Linked DNA regions of Homo sapiens: region 1 is linked to region 2. A link is a loop called in an ENCODE intact Hi-C map of the cell type or tissue named here. Cell type or tissue: HCT116. All regions are shown on one strand. Region 1 has its middle 83 kb from the start of SLCO1A2. Region 2 overlaps PYROXD1 (pyridine nucleotide-disulphide oxidoreductase domain 1).

What was found. Peaks named below come from ENCODE experiments on the same cell type or tissue, not always from the same donor. Only the 100,000 strongest peaks of a DNase experiment are listed, where the experiment ranks them.
Region 1: it touches region 2 in a loop (3-fold over the local background); 6 of 110 quality-filtered maps call a loop at or near these places.

What each region holds. Positions count from the first base shown.
Region 1 is chr12:21,250,954-21,253,453 of GRCh38, reverse strand. No RefSeq gene overlaps it. Among named protein-coding and RNA genes, the nearest start is that of SLCO1A2, 83 kb to the left of the region's middle. In HCT116, no CTCF peak of the experiment used is centred here; no DNase peak of the experiment used is centred here.
Region 2 is chr12:21,450,707-21,453,206 of GRCh38, reverse strand. PYROXD1 (pyridine nucleotide-disulphide oxidoreductase domain 1) reads right to left here. Exons shown (of 12, transcript NM_024854.5): 5 at 1,053-1,126. Among named protein-coding and RNA genes, the nearest start is that of PYROXD1, 14 kb to the right of the region's middle. In HCT116, a CTCF peak has its summit at 1,411; a DNase peak (open chromatin) is centred at 1,470.

The sequences.
Region 1 (2,500 bases), 200 kb after region 2:
GAGAAATTTGCAGTTATCAAAAAATCACAGCCATCCTTAAAAACTGAAAAATATATGCCAACAATTTATTACTTCAATTTAAAAACTTCTCATAACCCATTTTATAAATAACTTTTTCAGTTTAATACACTATAGGCCTTCCACAATTTACACATATATTGTATTCAAGACAATTATTTGTGAATTGGAAGTTTGGTGCTCTGTGTATTTTTCCCGTAGAAGCATTTAGAGTCCGTTCTGCCATATACTGAGCACATCAAAATAGGATGCTCATAATTAGAATGGTAAAATTCATTTTTTTCTATTTTATATTGCTAAAAATATTGCTCCTACTATTATTTCCACATATCAGAAAGAGTGCTAACTACCCAGATTCTATATTCAGCTTCTGTGGCCCAGCTGCTAGGAGTGAGGTATTTCCATTGAATATGGAGGTAGAGAACTGCCAGGATACACAGAAGCTGGATTAGATTAGATTAGAGACACAGAAAAGAGAATACAAGGAAGAGAACCAATGGAACACTGCAGCATCTCCATCTCCTCCCTCCTATTCCCTTTATGTTTCTTTCTTTCTTTTTTTTGTTTCTAACCTTTGAGGATTTGTGACCTTCTCATCAAATATACTTCTCGGACAACTTATCCTTTGTAATTTGGCCATCACAGAGTTATACTTTTTTCCTTTACTTGCAAAGGTTCCAGAAATCAACCCCTCCCATTTTCTTTTCCTTCTGCTATCAAAGGTTGCCAGGATCAGTCCTCTGCACCAATCCCTAGATGAATGATGCCCTTTTTCTACTTCCCAGGAATAAGCACATAACATTTACCGTTCTTACAAAGGTGCAATCACAAAGATTAGACTAGATATTACTTAACAATAACAGGCACCAGTGTGCTAAAAATGGTAAATGGCAACAAGAAAAATAGTAATATCCTAAATATTTTTCTCATCACCTTTAAATATTTATAAACAAGCCTTTAGCCTCTGGAGTCTACATTCTTACTCTTTGCCAAGCGAAACACGATTCCTTAGCTTTCCTTTATTCAGAACCCTCTCTTAATCAAAAATCCCCAGTTCTAGAGTCTGAGTTCTCATTCCTTTTTGCATTAACTGCTGCTAAAGCTTAGCTGCCCAGCCTTACAGGACCAGGCAGTGGGAAGTGGCACAGTTAATGTTAGCTCCTGTCGTTTTGCACAACCTTAGCCTGGCCAGATTCCCAGGCCTCCCAAGCTGCTTTAGGCCTTCCCTAAATAATGTTTCAGTTTAGAAGGAAGGTCCTCCACTCTGCCTACCTGGGGTAAATATTCTTAACTTTCTGAAAGAAGGAAACTTTGAGAACCACCTGTCTTTCGGTGGTTTAGACTGTAACCAAAATACGATAATTCCTTATTCTTAACATAGAATAGGAGAGAGAGAGACTCGGTTAGTGAGACTGTAATAAAAATATGATAATTCCTTATTCTTAACAGATAGATTTGAACTAGAAATAACAATTAAAATGCTCTTTTAGGTAACACTTTTCCTCTGTCTCTTCTTATTTTCATTGATTGCAAAAAATAATGGACCTTACTTATTCCTTTTTTAACTTTCCCATAATTGAAAATTAATTACATTTGGTCTTTATTCTTTGATATGAATATTTATATCTTAAATTTATATTCTATGTATTCATCATACCTAGTGATCGTATTACCATTGAATGGAAACCCACTGCAAGTGATTTCAATTAAGGTTGAACAATCCTGAAATAATACAAAGTCAAAGAAACATTAAACATCATTAAAATATTAAACTAAGCATCAAAACATTTCTCAGTATCCTTAATCTTCATGATAGAATACAATCCTTCAAGTGAATGGCCCACATTACATAAAGTTATATTATCAGTTGTTTTAAAAGGCAAACACTAGAATGATAATAATAACAATTATTACTTCTTTCTTTATTGAACGCATTATGATTTCAAGACAGTTGAATGAATATTTTCACATTTCCTTATGAAAATCTTATCTGTAAGTTTAGAACAGACTTTCTTATGTCCATTAAAAACACTGATTTTGTATGGTCTCTTCAGTCCCAATAGCTCATATGAAAAGACCAGATATTTGTTCTCAGGGTAGATCTCAGCAGACCTCTTTTTGCCACCTTATTTCTGTTATCAATGTTAATGTAAAAGCTTACTAATATGATTCATAAATTACACAATATATCCAGAGGAGTCACAAACGTTTTCTGTATTCTAGTGTCTAGTGTATTACTGCCATCTTAAAGGTAAGGAACACATTTATTTATTTATTTTGAGACTGAATTTCGCTCTTGTTGCCCAAGCTGGAGTGCAATGGCGCCATCTTGGCTCACTACAACCTCCGCCTTCCGGGTTCAAGCAATTCTCCTGCCGCAGCCTCCCGAGTAGCTGGGATTACAGGCACGAGCCACCACACCCGGTCATTTTTTTTGTATTTTTAGTAGAAAGGGGGTTTCACCATGTTAACCAGGCTGGTC
Region 2 (2,500 bases):
TAAATGTAAATAACAATTATAATAATAGTAAGTGATACTTTGGTGAGAGCTGATAGAGAAAATCTGGCATGTATATACTATACACAAGGATTTGAAGCCCCATTTACAATAAATCTATACCTCTTCCCTCTTGGCCCACATTTTGGTTTTGACCCTTTCTCTGTATTTCTCCATATAATGCCACAAACTTCATAATAACAATAATGACTGTTACCCATAGTACTCAGGCAATTTAAGAACTCTTACAGGCTTCCACTGGGTGAGATCATCCGCTAAAAGAGGGGCAAAAACCTAGTCTGAGAGTTGGATTGAATGCAAGTGAGCAAAGATATGGCTTTGGCAGAGTCCTTATTTTGATTCAAATTTGTCCTCTTTGTGGTTTGACTCAACTTTATGGCCTGAAAAAGATCCAGACTATTTCATGTCAATCATCTGCTAGAGGATAAAATCATGAAGTGAATCAATCTTCTGCAGGACACAGCAGGATATTTCTCAATGGTTTTTGAACTTGTAATATCGTCTTAAGATGAAAATTAATTAATGTGTTCACATTTCCCAAGCTACCAAAAAAAGAGCTGCAAGAACCACATATCCTAAAACAGGAGTCACAAACATTTTGGGTGACACTGGCCAGACAGGTAACATAAATGAGTGTAGCAGGATTTATCATATAAGCAATAAAAAGTGGTGAGGGCTATCACTAGAAATCTCAAAAGGTGTAAATATTTGAATTATTTTTAAACATAAAATATACTTATAAAACACATTTATGGGCCAAATTTGGCCAATCACCTTGAGACCTAAAGCATTCCCAAAACATATATATTTTATAATAAAATTTCTACAATTACGGATTCCACAAGAGCTAAAAAAATATGGTGGATTTTTCCCCTTGAAAACATATGAAAATTATATTTATCTTTGATTTTCAGAATAAAAAACATTTTCCAGTCTGCCAACAAATCACAAGAATCACAAAGCAATTGTTTAATTTAAAAACAAATTATTTTTAAACAATTTAAATGTTATCATATTTAAAAATATATACTTACACTAACTCAAGTGCAATACCACCGTTCCCTATGATCATTATTCTTTTAGCTTTAGTAAGCTGTTTCTGAAATTCCTATGTTAAAAAGAAAATAATGAGGTAGTATTTTGTAATAGTGGGCAATAATCTGAAATATGAGGCTTCGATAATATTCTAAAAATGTAAATATTTTATTGAATTTGTAAAGGAAAAAAATGAATCTCACTTTCCCACTGTATCAGGGTACATCCTCTCAATTAATATAACAAAAGTCCCCCTTTATGCTTTATCCCAAGCTGCCTTTATAGCAATGCCTCTCCTGATTTTCCTTTCCTTTTAGGTCATTACATTTACAGTACTTCAGAATTTCGGCAGGAGGCACTATTAACTTACCACATTCCCAATTATTTGACCAAATCAATTATTCTTTCTTTTCACCTAGACTCTCAGTTTCCCTAGAGTTACTCAACACTTAAAACTTCTAGGAATGAGAAGCTCAGCAGCATAGTGGTTAAGAGCACAGACTCTGGAAGCACTGGCTCTAGCAATTACTAACTGAATGACTTTGGGCAAGTTGCTTACCCTATCTGCATCTCAGGTCCTTCAACTATAAATGGAAATAAGGGACTATATATCCTAATGTTTCTGTAAGGATTATGTGAGATGACACAGACAAAGCTGGTAGGAGTAGCACGCACCCAATAATGTCAAACTTCTACTAAAAAAAAAAATGTTATTAACATTCTAAGACAGATACATTGATGCCTCCACCCCCCAGAAAAAAAAGATCACAATGAGCTTAGAGAAGCCAGTGGTAAATGTAAATGACAGTTAAAGGGTGCAGCACACCAACATGGCACATGTATACATATGTAACAAACCTGCACTTGGTGCACATGTACCCTAGAACTTAAAGTATAATAAATATAGATATATTAAAAAAAAAAGAGAGAGAGAAGCCAGTGGTAATTCTTTGGGCACTTTCAGAAGTATAGAATAGTCCCACTGCTTCAGAATGACATCTGGCCCTCCTACTAAATTTATATTAAATTTATCTCCAAACTTATAATATTCACTGAAGCTGACATCTTTAAAATTCTCCAAGAAAAAAACAACTGAAGTTTATTTCAGTTTGTCCTTCATTGAGGATATTGCAATTTAAGAAACATCTGCAAGAGCACTGGACCTAGAGGTGAAAAGCACAAGTTTAAATTGTGTATCTGATAGACTTAACAGCTAAATTAGTATAGATACATACTTAATCTCTTGACCTCAGTTTCCTATTTGTAAATTGGGAGTAATAATCGTCACACAGGATTATCATGAGGATTCAATGAGTTCATGTATGTAGAGGACCGAGCTAAAACAGTTATGAGCTCAATCTCTGATAATATGAACTTAAATTGTTTATAAGAAGATAATCAAGTTCCTTTAATTTTCTCTCAATTCCTAATTATTAAGAGAATAGGC